2 separate regions of the Homo sapiens genome follow, and region 1 is linked to region 2. Evidence: read pairs that join two places in POLR2A ChIA-PET (ENCODE). Cell type or tissue: IMR-90. All regions are shown on one strand.

What was found. ChIA-PET counts read pairs that join two places held together with the same protein. Peaks named below come from ENCODE experiments on the same cell type or tissue, not always from the same donor. Only the 100,000 strongest peaks of a DNase experiment are listed, where the experiment ranks them.
Region 1: POLR2A ChIA-PET joins it to region 2 with 17 read pairs; 4 of 35 experiments call an interaction of 5 or more read pairs at or near these places.

What each region holds. Positions count from the first base shown.
Region 1 is chr19:17,518,707-17,526,706 of GRCh38, forward strand. It overlaps PGLS (6-phosphogluconolactonase), which reads left to right. Exons shown (of 5, transcript NM_012088.3): 5 at 2,238-2,582. The coding sequence ends at 2,375. It also overlaps a transcript of NIBAN3 not described here. Among named protein-coding and RNA genes, the nearest start is that of NIBAN3, 4.6 kb to the right of the region's middle. RefSeq lists an enhancer at 4,287-4,346. In IMR-90, no CTCF peak of the experiment used is centred here; no DNase peak of the experiment used is centred here.
Region 2 is chr19:18,287,623-18,295,622 of GRCh38, forward strand. LOC124904653 (a long non-coding RNA gene) reads right to left here and starts at 5,221. Exons shown (of 2, transcript XR_007067155.1): 1 at 4,950-5,221; 2 at 2,968-4,265. RefSeq lists enhancers at 70-913, 2,368-3,007, 4,287-4,925, 4,926-5,565, 5,566-6,204 and 2 more, cis regulatory regions at 2,657-3,025, 3,605-6,160 and silencers at 3,060-3,109, 3,790-4,219, 4,670-4,839, 5,794-5,996, 7,081-7,263 and 1 more. In IMR-90, no CTCF peak of the experiment used is centred here; DNase peaks (open chromatin) are centred at 4,139 and 4,649; H3K4me3 peaks cover 1,399 bases; H3K27ac peaks cover 2,767 bases.

The sequences.
Region 1 (8,000 bases), 770 kb before region 2:
TTTTAGTAGAGAGGGGGTTTCACCATGTTGGCCAGGCTGGTCTCAAACTGCTGACCTCATGTGATCCACCTGCCTTGGCCTCCCAAAGTGCTGGGATTACAGATATGAGTCACCGTGCCTAGCCTGGTTTTTACTTTTCTAAGTGGTTGGAAAAAAGTCAAATGAAGAGCCAGGCCATGCTTATCATCCCATCTACTCAGGAGGCTAAGGCAGGAGGATTACTCGAGCTCAGGAGTTCGAAGCTATAGTGAAATGTAATTGCAACTGTGAATTACCACTGCACTGGGGAACATCACGAGAACTCATCTCCAAAAAAAATAAATCAGGCGGGGCGCGGTGGCTTATGCCTGTAATCCCAGCACTTTGGGAGGCTGAGGCAGGCGGATCACCTGAGGTCAGGAGTTCAAGACCAGCCTGGCCAACATGGCGAAACCCTGTCTCTACTAAAAATACAAAAATTAGCCAGGCGTGGTGGCGTGCGCCTGTAGTCCCAGCTACTCAGGAGCCTGAGGCAGGAGAATCACTTGAACCCGGGAGGCGGAGGTTGCTGTGGGCCGAGATCATGCCATTGCACTCCAGCCTGGGCGACAAGAACGAAACTCAGTCTCAAAAAAAAAAAAAAATCAAATGAATAATACTCCTTGACCTTGTGAAGATTCTATGAAGTTCAGATTACAGTGTCCAGAAATTGTTTTGTTTGTTTGTTTTTTTGAGACAGCTTCTCACCCTGTCATCCAAGCTGGAGTGCAGTGGCGCCATCTCAGCTCACTGCAACCTCCACCTCCCGGGTTCAAGTGCTTCTCCTGCCTCAGCCTCCCAAGTAGCTGGGATTACAGGCACCTGCCACCACGCCCAGCTAATTTTTGTATTTTTAGTAGAGACAGGGTTTCACAACATTGGCCAGGCTGGTCTCAAACTCCCAACCTCAAGTGATCCGCCCCCCTCGGCCTCCCAAAGTGCTGGGATTACAGGCATGAACCACCGCACCCGGCCCAGAAAAGTTTTATTGGAACATAGCAACACCCGCTTATGTATATATTGTCTGCAGCTGTTCTGGGGCCAGAACTGCAGAGCTGAGTGGTTGCAATAGAGACTGGATGGTCTGCAGAGCTTAATCTATTGACTCTGGTCTTTTGCTGAAAAAGGGTGCCAACCGCAGTATTAAACAGTTACAGACCAGGCACAGTGGCTCATGCCTGCACTTTGGGAGGCTGAGGCAGGAGGATTGCTTGAGTCTAGGAGTTTGAGACTAGTCTTGGCAACATAGCAAGACCCTGTCTCTACAAAAAATAAAAAATTAGCTGGGCACAGTGCCATGTGCCTGTGGTCCCAGATACTTGGCAGACTGAGGCAAGAGGATCACTTGAGCCTCAGAGATTGAGGCTGCAGTGAGCCTTGATGCCGTCACTGTACTCCAGCCTGGATGACAGCGCAAGACCTTGTCTCAAAAAAAATGCAAATAGTTACAGTGGGCGGGGCATGGTGGCTCAACGTGGGAGTTCAAGACCAGCCTGGCTAATATGGTGAAACCCCGTCTCTACTAAAAATATAAAAAATTAGGCCAGGCGCGGTGGCTAACGCCTGTAATCCCAGCACTTTGGGAGACCTAGGCGGGTGGATCACCTGAGTTCAGGAGTTCTAGACCAGCCTGACCAACATGATGAAACCGTCTCTACCAAAAACAAAAAAATTAGCCAGGTGTGGTGGGAGGCGCCTGTAATCCCAGCTACTTGGGGGGCCGAGGCAGGAGAATTGCTTGAAACCGGGAGGCGGAAGTTGCAGTGAGCCAAGATCGCACCATCACGCCATCACACTCCAGCCTGGGGGATAAGATCGAGAGTTCATCTCAAAAAAAAAAAAAAAAAAAAAAAAAACTTAGCCGAGCGTGGTGGCACTTGCCTGTAATCCCAGCTACTCAGGAGGCTGAGGCAGAAGAATCGCTTGAAACCGGGAGGCGGAGGTTGCCGTGAGCCAAGATCGTACCACTGCACTCCAGCCTGGGAGACAGAGTGAGACTCCATCTCAAAATAAATAAATAAATAAATAAAAATAGTTACAGTGGATAGAAAGGAAGGGACTCTTGTCCCTGCTGTTTGGCACTAGGACAGCTGAGCTGGGCATTGTCACATTTTGAGGATACAAGAGTCTTATTTATCCTTGGTTGGGGAGCCAGGAGAGTGCCGAGGGGCGGTGCCTGGGCCGCAGGCAGGGCCTTACTCTTCTGCCCTCTTCTTCAGCGCATTTTGGAGGACCAGGAGGAAAACCCGCTGCCCGCCGCCCTGGTCCAGCCCCACACCGGGAAACTGTGCTGGTTCTTGGACGAGGCGGCCGCCCGCCTCCTGACCGTGCCCTTCGAGAAGCATTCCACTTTGTAGCTGGCCAGAGGGACGCCGCAGCTGGGACCAGGCACGCGGCCCATGGGGCTGGGCCCCTGCTGGCCGCCACTCTCCGGGCTCTCCTTTCAAAAAGCCACGTCGTGCTGCTGCTGGAAGCCAACAGCCTCCGGCCAGCAGCCCTACCCGGGGCTCAACACACAGGCTGTGGCTCTGGACATCCGGATATTAAAAGGAGCGTTGCTGGAAGTCTGCACTGTCTCGCGGTGTTTGATGGCAGCAGGCCTGGGGGCGCCCTGGCCTGGGTTCTGATCCATAGCCCTCATCTGTGGGGAGGAAGGCGGGGCCTGCTTCCCTGGGGCATAGCCACCATGGATGAATTTCCTAAGACAACAGGCTGGGCACAGTGGCTCACGCCTGTCATCCCAGCACTTCGGGAGGATGAGGTGGGCAAATCACTTGAGGTCAGGAGTTCGAGACTAGCCTGGCCAACATAGTGAAATCTCTTCTCTACTAAAAATACAAAAATTAGCTGGGCGCGGTGGCTCACACCTGTAATCCCAGCACTTTGGGAGGCCGAGGCTGGTGGATCACGAGGTCGGGAGTTCGAGACCATCCTGGCTAACACAGTGAAACCCCGTCTCTACTAAAAATACAAAAAAAAATTAGCTGGGCATAGGTGGTGCACGCCTGTAGTCCCAGCTACTTGGGAGGCTGAGGCAGGAGAATGGCATAAAACCCAGGAGGCGAAGCTTGCAGTGAGCTGAGATCGCACCACTGCACTCCAACCTGGGAGATACAGCGAGACTCCATCTCGAAAAAAAAAAAAAATACAAAAATTAGCCGGGCGTAGTGGTGTGCACCTGTAATCCCAGCTACTTGGGAGGCTGAGGCACAACAATTGCTTGAACCAGGGAGGCGGAGCTTGCAGTGAGCTGAGATCGCGCCACTGCACTCCACCCTGTGTGACAGAGCGAGACTCGGTCTCAAGAAAAAAAAAAGCTGGGCACGGTGGCTTACGCCTGTAATCTCAGCACTTTGGAAGGCTGAGGTGGGCGGGTCACCCGAGGTCAGGAGTTTGAAACCAGCCTGATCAATATGGCAAAACCCTATCTCTACTGAAAATACAAAAATTAGCTGGGTGTGGTGGCATGCGCCTGTAATCCCAGCTACTTGGGAGGCTGAGGCAGGAGAATTGCTTGAACCCAGGAGGCGGAGGTTGCAGTGAGCCAAGACTGCGCCACTGCACTCCAGCCTGGGCAACAAGAGCGAAACTCCGTCTTAAAATGAAACAAAACAAAACAAAAAAACAAATGTATTCTGTCTTAGCTATAGAGATCAGAAGTCCAAGGTCAAGGTGGCGGCAGGGCTGGTTCCCTCTGGAGGCTCTGAGGCAGAACCCATCCCAGGCCTCTCCTGTCCTTGGCATTCCTTAGCTTGTGGCCATATCACTCCAGTCTCTCCTTGTCTTCACTTGGACTTCTTTCTCTTGTGTGTTCTCGCCTCCTATTTATTTTTTTGATACAGGGTCTCGCTCTGTCACCCAGACTGGAGTGCAGTGGTGCAATCACAGCTCACTGCAGCCTCCATCTCCTGGGCTAAAGCGATCCTCTCACCTCAGCCTCCCAAGTAGCTGGTGCTACAGATATGCACCACCACGCCTGCCTACTTGTACAAATTTTTTGCGGAGACGGGGTCTTGGTATGTTGCCCAGGTTGGTCTCCAACCCCTGAGATCAAGCGATCCTCCAGCCTCAGCCTCCCAAAGTGTTGGGATTACAGGCATGAGCCACTGTGCCCAGCATTCTTTTCTTATAAGGACACCTGTCATTGGATTTAGGATCGCCTTGCACCCAGGGTGGTTTCATCTCAAGATACCAAATGAGTATTCCAAATAAGTTCCAAATAAATGCTTATTTGGAATAAGTATTCCGAATAAGGTCACATGCTGAGTTTCCTGGGTCAGGACGTAGACATGTCCTTTGGGGGACATAAGTCAACCCTCTGCTGAGCTCCAGCTGCACTGACAGGGCGAAGCACTGCATTCAGCCATGCTGCGGACCTGCTCAGAGCCTTGAAAGCACCAGAGAGTCTAGTCTCCATGTGCTGGGCTCCTGCACATTTTCCCAGAATGCATCTGCTCATGGCCCACCCTTCAGCTTTCTCTAGGCCCCAGGGACGACAGTGTGGGAGGCTGGTGGGTGCATGGGGGCTGCCCAGCCACGTGCAAGTTTCTGTGGGGGGATCCAGAGGAGGCACCCGGCTGAGCAGGAGATGGGAATTGAAACCTGCGCAGAGGCGGCTGTGCAGGGTGAGAGTGGAGCCGAAACCACAGAAAGTGAAGTTTGCTTCAACGTCTTGTCCCGGCAGGCCACTCAGATGTGAGAGTGAGGAAGTGGGATGGGGCCTGACCGGAAGGAGGTTGGTAAACAGCAAAGAGAGCTGAGCGGAAGCTCAGCTGTGGGGCTGGTTGAGGGCAGGAGGCCGTGGCCCCCAGAGCGGCAGGCACGGGGCTGCGAAGTGAAGGGAAATTGAGCTGCCAGCACAGGGACCCCACATGGATGGTTGTGCCTGGGGCTGTCACCATCTCCTACTCTTTGCGAGAGTGACAACTCTTCCTGCTCCTTTTGCCTTCGGAGTGAAATTCACCCTTCCCACAAGGCTCCACGTGGCCCCTTTCACCTCTCCCTCTCCCCAGCAACATCAGCCCCTCACTCAGTCTCCCTGCAGCGCACCCACTTCCTGCTGTTCCTGGAGCCCGCTGAGCACATTCCCACCCCAGGGCCTTTGCCTGTGCTGAGCCCGCTGCCCGGTATCTCCTTTCCTGCAGCTTTTTGCATGGCTTGGGCCCTCGCTTTCTTTTTTGGGGGGACACGGTCTTGCTCTGTCGTCCAGGCTGGAGTGCAGTGGTGTGATCTCAGCTCACTGCAACCTCTACCTCACGGGTTCACACAATTCTCCTGCCTCAGCCTCCCAAGTAGTTGGTTCTACAGGCACCCACCACCACTCCCAGCTAATTTTGGTATTTTTAGTAGAAACATTGAGTTTCACCACGCTGGCCAGGCTGGTCTCGAACTCCTGACCTCAAGCGATCCACTTGCCTCAACCTCCCAAAGTGCTGGGATTACAGGCATGAACCACTGCGCCCAACTCCTCGCTTCCTTTCATCTCCGTGACCCCTCCATGCCCATCCTCTATCCCCTCCTGCTGCATTTTTCTTCCTTGCCCGTCTCATCATCTGATGGTTTTCTTTTTTCTTTTTTTTGAGACAGAGTCTCGCCCTGTTGCTCAGGCTGGAGTGCAGTGGTCCGATTTCAGCTCACTGCAACCTCCGCCTCCTGGGTTCAAGTGATTCTCCTGACTCAGCCTCCTGAGTAGCTAGGATTACAGGCGCCCACCACAACGCCCGCTATTTTTTGTATTTTTAGTAGAGACAGGGTTTCACCATGTTGGCCAGGCTGGTCTCGAACTCCTGACCTCAGGTGACCCGCCTGCCTCGGCCTCCCAAAGTGCTGGGATTACAGGCTTGAGCCACAACAGCCAGCTGAAAAAACATAAATTTTTTTAAAAGAAGAAATGAATCCTGGGCTGTTAGTGAAGATTACATTCAGATATTACTAGAGGCTTAAGCAAAACAGAGGTTTAGCTCTTTCTCTGGAGAGACACCATTCAGGGCTGGTAGAGCAATGTCACACATTCTTCAGGAACCCCAGCTCCTTCTACATCATTGCTTTGCCCTGTCATCAGCTGGATTCTGCCTCATGGCCCAAGGTGGCTGCTTGTGCTCCAGCCATTGTGTCCACGTTCCAGCTCTAGCATGAAGAAGCTTCCCAGGATTCACCGAAGACACTTCTGCTCACTCCTTTATGGCCAGCCTGGGTTGCACAGCCCCACATAGCAGCAAGGAAGTCTGGAAGATGAGTCTCCATTGGACAGCCATGGGCTCCGTTATGATCAGGGATTCTACTACTGAGGCCAATAGGAGCAATGGACATTGAGGGACACGTGTTCTCTATTCATCGATGACCTGCCCGCCTGCCTCAGGGGCTCCCTGGGGATCTTGCCATCTGAGGGGCCACACTCTGGACTTTCCTTCCTCCAGCCTGGAGCCCCTGACTGCTGGGAAGTGTTCAGTGTCCTTGAGAGGTCTTCAGGGACCCACCCCACTCCCCAGCCAACGCTGGATCCAGAGCTCAGTGCTTGACACTCCCCTCATCAGAAAACCTGTGATGGCTCCATTTGATCACATTTCCGCTTGGAGTGTAGACTGCATGCCCTCCCTCCCTCCGTCCCTCCCTTCATTCATTCATTCATTCATTCATTCATTCATGCACACGTTTATTCATGCATTCATTCAGCAAACATCGAGGGCTGCTCTGTGCCAGGCACAAAACAGGTGAAGGGGTGGAGACGCCCAACTAACCAAACCAGGTCAAATGCTGGGACATAAAGGTCGCGCCCAACCAGTCCAGGGGCACAGGGACGGCTCTCCAAGGGGCTGGTATCTGGTCTTTTCACCTGAGGGGTGAAGCTTGGGCGACCACGTGCAGGAGGCGGGAGCAAGAGTTCTCTAGGCACTGGACAAGACCGCGGGGGTCAGAGGGACATGGGGGCTTCGGGAGCTGCAGGGGGCTGAGTGGAGCCAGAGGGCTCTTGGAGCGATGAGGCTGGGCCCTCAGTGGTGCTTTCCCAAAGGGCAATGGGAGAGCTTCGGGAGGTCAGCACGGAGAGTTTTGGGGTGCTAAAGATGGGGTTTGGGCCCAAGAAAAGGGACACCTTCGCTGGGTGACGTGGCTCACACCTGTAATCCCAGCACTTTGGGAGGCTGAGGCGAGAGGATCACCTGAGGTCAGGAGTTTGAGGCCAGCCTGGCCAACACAGGGAAACCCCATCTCTACTAAACAAAACAAAACAAAATTAGCCAGAAATCGCTTGAACCCAGGAGGCGAAGGTGGCAGTGAGCCAAGATCATGCCACTGCACTCCAGCCTGGGCAACAGAGTGAGACACCGTTTAAAAAAAAAAGAACACTTTAGGAGGTCAAGGAGGGTGGATCACGAGGTCAGGAGTTTGAGACAAGCCTGGCCAACATAATGAAACCCCGTCTCTACTGAAAATACAAAAAATTAGCCAGGTGTGGTGGCGGGCGCCTGTAATCCCAGCTACTCGGGAGGCTGAGGCTGGAGAATCACTTGAACCCGGGAGGTGGAGGTTGCAGTGAGCCAAGATAGTGCCATTGCACTCCAGTCTGGGCGACAGTGCGAGAGTCTGTCCCAAAGAAAAAAAAAAGGACACCTTTAAGAGACACTTAAAACGTGAAATATGCCAGGTGTGGTGGCTCATGCCTGTAATCCTAACATTTTGGGAGGCCGAGGTGGGCGGATCACTTGAGTCCAGAAGTTTGAGACCAGCCTGGGCAACATAGGAAGACCCCCCGTGTCTACAAAAAATACAAAAATTAGCCAGGCATGGTGGTGGCGTGTGCCTGTGGGCCCAGCTACTCTGGAGGCTGAAGTGAGAGGGTCACTTGAGCACAGGAGTTCCAGGCTGCAGTGAGCCATGATCGTGCCACTGCACTCCAGCCTGAGCAACAGAGCAAGACCCTGTCTCTAAAAAAAAAAAAAGGAAAAAGAAATGGAGTCCAGGTGATGGACTGGTGGGAGGGACAG
Region 2 (8,000 bases):
AGTTTGAGACCAGCCTGAGCAATCTAGTGAGACCTCTTCTCTACAAAAATAAAAAAGTTCGCTGGGCATGGTGGTACACGCCTGTGGTCCCAGCTACTTGGGAGGGTGAGGTGGGAGAATCGCTTGGGCCCGGGTAAGTTGAGGCTGCAGTTTAATTTTTAGTCTTTATTTGAACACCCAGAAACCAAAAATCACGTTGATAAATCGGAAAGCCCCAAAGAAAACCGAGTTAAGCAGGCAGCCGAAGGGGTGAGGTGGAGCCAGGCACTCACGACCCCACAGCGGGGAGGTGGGGCTTGTGAGGACCCTAATCCAGCGCTTAGGACCCTTAGGCTCGCAGAGGCGGGACTTGCAGGGAAAGTGCCCCGACTGCCGGACCCCCGCAGGGCGGTCGGGAGTGGGGCGCCAGACTCGGGCTGGGGGCGCTGTCTGGCCCGCACATTCCTGAGGATCAAGTTACCCGAGAAGGCTGAGGCCTCTCTGTTCCCCTCCTGCCAGGCTTCCGCCCTCTCCAGGAGCAGGAACCGCAGTCTGTCCCCAGTCCAGCGCAGGTGTCTGCCCAGCCTCTCGGAGGGGACCCAGGCCCTGCCCTCTGGACTGGCACCGGATCCCTCCTGCCTCATAAAACCATTTTACAGATGAGGAAACTGAGGCACAGCCCCCCTTCAGCATTGATGGAACCAGATTGAACCTGGCTCTGCCAGCTTTATGACCATTTTTACTAACTGGGCAGGCCTAGAAGAATGGTTCAGTCAAGTGTTTGTTGATTGACTGACCATCTAGAATCAGTCTCCAAAGCCTCTTATTATAGCACAAGGAGAAAAGAACTTCCCATACCACTTACCCTCCTACCCCACCCTAGGACAGACAGGACCCCTGCACTTATCCAGCATGCATTTAATGTGCACTTCCTGTATGCCCAGGCCTGGGTTAGGCCGTTTCACAGGTAGATACTGGAGAACCAGAGGGTTTGGGGATCAGAAGGTAGTGAATTTGCTTTCTTTAGACCAACTTCAGAAATTGGTTTGGGCCAGGCAAAATGGCTCACCCCTGCAATCCTAGCACTTTGGGAGGCCGAGGCAGGAGGACTGCTTGAGGCCAAGCATTCAAGACCAACCTGGCCAACATAACATGACGATACCCCCGTCTCCAAAAAAAAAAAAAAAAAAAGAGGCCAGGCACCGTAACTCATGCCTGCAATCCCAGCACTTTGGGAGTCTGAGGCGGGCGGATCATGAGGTCAGGAGATCGAGACCATCCTGGCTAACACGGTGAAAACCTGTCTCTACTAAAAATACAAAAAAAAAATTAGCCAGGCGTGGTGGGCAGGTACCTGTAGTCCCAGCTACTGGGGAGGCTGAGGCAGGAGAATGGTGTGAACCCGGGAGGCGGAGCTTGCAGTGAGCCAAGATCGCACCACTGAACTCCAGCCTGGGTGACAGAGTGAGACTCTGTCTCAAAAAAAAAAAAAAAAAAAAAAAAAAGATAAATTGGTTTGTAGTCTGAGCAGGGTGGCTCATGCTTATAATCCCAGCTCTTTGAGAGGCAGAGACAGGAGGATCTCCTGAGCCCAGAAGTTCAAGAGCAGCCTGGGCAACATAGCAAGAACCCATCTCTACAAAAAGATAGAAAAATTAGCTGGTTGGGAGGCTGAGGCGGGCGGATCACAAGGTGAGGAGATCGAGACCAGCCTGGCCAACATGGTGAAACCCCATCTCTACTAAAAATAGAAAAATTAGCCGGGTGTGGTGGCGCATGCCTGTAATCCCAGCTACTCAGGAGGCTGAGGCAGGAGAATCGCTTGAACCTGGGAGGCAGAGATTGCAGTGAGCTGAGATCGTGCCACTGCACTCCAGCCTGGGCAACAGAGCGAGACCCTGTCTCAAAAAAAAAAAAAGCTGGTTTGGTTTTTTGTTTCTTGGTTGTTTTGGGCCAAACTCACATACCATCATTCATCGATTCAACCATGCTTTTTTTTTTTTTTTTTTTTTTGGAGACAAAGTGTCACTCTGTCTCTGAGGCTGGTGTGCAGTGGCACGTTCTCAGCTCACTGCAATCTCTGCCTCCCAGGTTCAAGCAATTCTAGTGCCTCAGCCACCAGAGTAGCTGGGATTACAGGCACATGCCACCACACCAACTAATTTTTGTATTTTTAGTAGAGATGGGGTTTCTCCATGTTGACCAGGCTGGTCTTGAACTCCTCACCTCAAGTGATCCGCCTGCCTCAACCTCCAAAAGTTCTGGGATTATAGGCATGAGCCACTGCGCCCGACGACCATGCTCTATTGAGTGCCCGCTGTGTGCTGGGCAGGTGGGTTCTCACCGCCCAGAGGTGATGTTCTGGGGGACTGGAAGCAAGGTCATTTTAGAGAAGCATGCTGTAGGTTGGTCTCACGATTTTCCTTTAAGTTGGCCCCCTTTTCTGTTTTTACTTCAGTAAATACATTTTAAAAGGGAACCTTCATGTCACCACCAAGAATGGAAAACCAGTTTCTCTTGCTATAAATAGAAGGAAACCAAAAAACTATGAAATGAGAGCAAAGTCAGGCATTCCCACCTCAGGAACACTCAGGGCTGGGGCTGGACTTCGAATGTCTGAGTCTTATCAAAGGCAGGGAAGCCCCAAGCAGAAGGGCAGGAGGGGCCACAGGGACCCACTTGGCAGATGCTCCAGTCCCGTGGGTCCCAGCACACAGTAGGTGCTTGATGAATGTGTGTTGATCTGTTAACATGCAACCCATTATTGTAGGTGCCCCCCCCCACCATGATGTGTGGGTTTTGCCTGCATCCGACCACATACTCGTGGCTTTTCCAGGTACTGAGCCATTTCCCCGCTGACAGACTGAGGGCAGGGTGGTGCCTGAATGGGGAGGGGTGGGGGAGGTGGCAGGCAGCTGCCTCTTGGGCAGGGGACCCCACAGGGGCCTCTCTGGGGAGGCTTCGGTTTGGTTTGGTGACATGCCAGGATGCAGCTCTGGGCAAACGTTTATTTGCAGCCTTGGGGCTGTCCCCACCCACGGTCCTGTGGGCCCCTGACGTCTGTCCACACTGAGATGTGGGCCCCTGTGGCCCGCCGCCCTCCCTGGCTGTCTGTGGTGTGTGAATCAATGAATGAGTGAATGAGTAAAGGAATGAATGCAATAAGTAGCATAATGGATGAGTTCGTAGAATAATGAATGGATGAGTGAATTAATGAATGAGTGGAAGTATTCATGCTGCCAAGATGGGAAACCCATTCTCCAGGTATTCTTTTTTTTTTTTTTTAAGACACAGTCTTGCTCTGTCGCCCAGGCTGGAGTGCAATGGCACTATCTCGGCTCACTGCAGCCTCCACCTCCTGGGTTCAAGTGATTCTCCTGCCTCAGCCTCCTGAGTAGCTGGGATTACAGGCGTGCGCCACCACGCCCGGCTAATTTTTGTATTTTTGTAGAGACGGGATTTCACCATGTTGGCCAGGCTGGTCTGGAACTCCTGACCTCAAGTAATCCGTCCGCCTCGGCCTCCCAGAGTGCTGGGATTACAGGCGTGAGCCATCTAGATATGCTTTGTCCCCTTTTTTCGGATGGACAAACTGAGGCTGTCAGCCAAGAAAGGCTTCAGTATGTGGAAGGCAGATTCGAAGCCAGTTGGCCCTGCACATCGTGGGCTGCATTTCTGCACCAAGACTGGGGGTTCCTGGAGCGAGCTTAGGGGTCCGGACTGGTGCAGACGGGGCGCTGGACCTGGCCCCCAGCCAGCGGAAGGGATCTGGGCCCCAGATGGGGAGTAGATGGAACTGGAGGCAAGGCAGGCGGCAGGGGGTGAAGAGGCCGCTGCCCCAGGCTGCGGGGATGGGGAGGCACCGGCAGGGTCCGCGTTGATTCAGAAAGGACCCCAAGGAAGGAGCAACTTTGGGGGACCCCAAAGTTGTCTGAGTGGTATCAAAGGCCGTGCACATGGGGCCCTTAAGCGCTACAGCAGGGGCAATAGTGGAGAGACCCCACGCCTTCCCGCCTCCCGCTGCCCCCGCATCCCCTTCCTCCCGCCTCCCGCCTCCCCCCTGCTCCTCGCCTCTCGCTCTCCCGGGGAGGAAGTGGCGAGAATGCGGGGGTGGGCACCCTATTCTCACTTCCCCTGGGGAAGGGCGGGGCCTGCGGGGTCCTCTCCGCCGCCGGGAGACGGCATCTCCGCGTACAGGGGTGGGGGCGGGGAGCCCTAGGAGCTGGGCAGGCGCTGCTCAGTCCCTGGCCAGGTGACGTCCGTAAGTTTCCTGGTCTTCGATGGTTCTCGAATGAAAAATGGGGGGAAAGACATTGAGTTGGAAACAGCGAGTTGTTGGGGAGAGAGGACCCCACCCCGGGCCGGTACTAGCAGCCAGACACGGACACGCCCTGCCCCGGAGGGGTCAGGGCCAGGCCGAAGGGAGGGAAGTCGCAGTAAACACAGGGTTGGGTTGGGGCGGGAGGCGCATTCCAGGCGGAGGGAACGGCGCGGGCAGAGGCCTGGAGGCTGGTGGAGGCCTCCTGCCTCGCCTAGCTGCGGGGTCCTCAGCGTGTGGCCCCTCCCCTAATGGGAGGGGGGGAGAAAGGATCCGGGGGGAGAGGTCTCGGAGCTGTCGGCGGCAGTGGAAGAGTTAACTTCCCGGGGCTGCCGGACCCCGCCGCGAGCTGGCGGGTGGCGTCAGCGCCAACGTCAGGGCGAAGTGGTGCCGCGTAGACGCGGACGCTTCGGCCGCCCGGCCCCCACCCCACGCGGCGCTGGAGGCCGCGGGGATGGGGGCGGGGGCGGTCGGCCCTGCAAGCAATTTACTGGGCTCTGTGCAGAGAGGGAAATTGAGGCACGGGAACGGCCGTGGCCTGGCTGGTGCTAAGCCCGCTAGCCCGCGTCCCACACTACCGCCCCCTCCCAGCTCCTCCAGGTCGCCGGACGACCTGGAGCTGGTTTGGGCTTGTTTTCCATTGCGCAAATACCTGCGAATAAACGTTTGCCCCGAGCTGCGACTTGGCACATCACCACCTCTGCATGGCCTCAGTTTCCTCAACCGGATAATGGGGAGAGTTGACATTTAGTGTGGGCGCTGGGTTCGGCCTTGAAAAGGGGGTGTGGGAGGGGACTGCACCCCAAGAAAGAGGCTGGAGCGGGGACACCTGCGAGGCTGTCTGTGAATTCCGGGCTGGTTCTCCAGCCCCCTCCTCTCCTCCCGTCGCTCACTCCCCTCCTCTCCCTCCCCTTCCTGCTTCAGCTTCCCCTCCCCTCTTCCTTATCCCCTTCTCCCTCCCGTCTCCCCCGATCTCCTCTCCACCCCCTCTCTCCCTTTCCCCCGCCCGCCCAGCGAGGCCGCCCCACCGGACTGCTAATTAAATGCAGAGCTGGGGGGAAGGGACGGCGCGTGGTTAACCCCTTCCCCGCCGGGGCCCTGAACCGGGGATGGGGAAGGGTGTCCGCCACCGGAATTTCCTCCCCCCCAGGGGCAGGCCTTAAGCTCTAGGACAAGCCCATTTATTGAGTGGGTATATCGAGGCCAAAGGAACGGCCCCAACGTTCTGGGTGAGGCTGTACTAAATCGGGCCTCCTGATTGGAGGGCCAGAGCTTCGAGATAGCGGAAGAGAAAAGCAATATCGTGGCTTGGAAATAAACCAAGAGAAAAAAAAATGAGTTGGAAGGAGAGACAGCGGGAGAGGGAGGCTGGAAAAAAATCTAGGAGCAAGACAGAGACAGAGAGACAACCAGGTAAGGGAGGTGGAGCTCCGGGTGTGGCCTGGAGGCACCCAGGCAGGCTCCCGGTAGGAGGCGGCTTCCTGGAGGAACCTGTGGTGGAATAACTCCTGGCCCTGGTGTTAGCCTCCAGGCCTGGCTCACGCACTGACTGCTGACTTCTGATAGGGCCTTGTGGCCTGAAAGGAAGGTCATGCCTGCCTTTGGAGCCATCGGTCAACCCAAGTCCCCGCCCTGTCCCTGAAAACATCAGAGAGGAGCCCAGCGAAGCGAAGTGTGGGCTATGTGCTGTGAGGTGACTCAGTGGCCCCTCATTCTTGGGACGGGAACAACTGAAAGAAGTGAATGATATAAAGTCAGGTGGTGAGAAAGCAAATGACAGCAGGCGGAGGGAGTGTGGGGTGGGGGGGGCCAGAGGATCCATGATACCAGCAGCAGGGCCACCATGAGGATGCCCCAGGGAAGGGTGTTCCTGAAAGCTGGAGTAGCACGTGCAAAGGCCCTGGGGAGGAATTTGAGGTATTTGTTTGTTTGTTTTTTGAGAGGAGTCTCCCTCTGTCCCCCAGGCTGGAGTACAGTGGTGCGATCTCAGCTCACTGCAACCTCCACCTACCAGGTTCACGCGATTCTTCTGCCTCAGCCTCCCGAGTAGCTGGAATTACAGGCGTGCGCCACGATGCCCAGCTAATTTTGTATTTTTAGTAGACAGGGTTTCACCATATTGGCCAGGATGGTCTCCACCTCTTGATCTCGTGATTCGTCCGCCTCAGCCTCCTAAAGTGTTGGGATTACAGGCGTAAGCCACTGTACCCGGGCTGAATTTGAGGTGTGTTAAGGGAACATCCAGGAGGAGGCGTGGCGCAGGGTGAGGAGAGATGGAGGATTACAGGGGCCTCCAGATCCTAAGCAGGGAGGGTGGGGGGTGGCTTGAGTCCTTGGCCAGCCCAGGTGGAGCCTGTGACTGCTCTCCCTGCCTCACTTTTCCTACCATTATGCATGCTCCAGAAGCAGCAGGGGAGGCTTTGGGGATGTGGAGGTTGCCCAGGGTCACAGGGACCCCTGTTGTGCCCTCCGTCAGTGCCCCTCTGGCCTCCCCACACCCTCTGTGGCTCCCTGCTGTGGCCAGTCTTCCCCATCATCGCCCCTGGCTCTCTTCTCTCCTGCAGTCCAGCCACTCAGCCCTTGTACATGTCCCTCATCTGTTCTCACAATGCCCACCCCAGGTGACAACATCCTCCCAAGCCCCCTTCAGGAGATGGTGGGGCTGACACTAACAGGGGAGGGGGTGTAGGGAAGGTGAGCACCCTGGCCCCTGAGTGCTGCACACAAACTGTGTAAAAATAGCTGCTCCCCCTGCCCCCTGTGAGGAGGCGGCTGTGACGGTGGTGGCTGCAGTGACGGGGATGTGCCCAGAGAAGCATCCGGCAGGGCCAGTTGCCATGGTGATGCTGACTCAGCGGCAGAGGCAGGTAGCAGCATCTGGTACCCGGCCGGCACGCCTCTGCTTGGCCTACGCTCATAGCACCCTGTCCAGCCCCAACTTTCCAGCCTCCACCCTGGGGGTGTCTTCTGAGGCTGCAGAGGGGTGGGTGAGACCTCGGGAAGGACTGGACAAGTTCCTCCACCAGACACCACTCAGTCATCTGCTGGAAGGTGGGAGACGCTGCTTCTCATGGAGCGGACCTCAGTGTCAGGTCTTCCTCCCTCTATCAGCCATCCGCCCATCTACCTACTCACCCATCCATCCACTCATCCACCATCCACTCATCCCCCATCCATCCACCATCCACCCATCCATCTACCATCTGCCCATCTACCATCCATCCACCCACCTGTCCATCTATCCACCCATCCACCATCCACTCATCCCCCATCCATCATCCACCAATCAGTCCATCATCCACCCATCCATCCACCATCTACCCATTCATCCATCCATCCATTCCTCCACCCAGCGGCCATCCATCCATGCACCATCTACCCATCCACCATCTGCCCATCCACCATCCATCCATCTACCCACCATCCATCCATCTACCCACCCACCCATGCATCCACCATCCACCCATTCACCATCCACCCATCCACCATCCGTCCACCGTCCACCCATCCACCACCTAACCATCCACCAGCCATCCATCCACCTGTCTACCCACTGACCCATCCATCCACCATCCACTCACCCACCCATCCACCCATCCATCCACCCATCCACCTATCTACCCACCCACCCATGTATCCACCATCCACCCATTCACCATCCACCCATCCATCCACCATCTACCCATCCACCATCCATCCACCA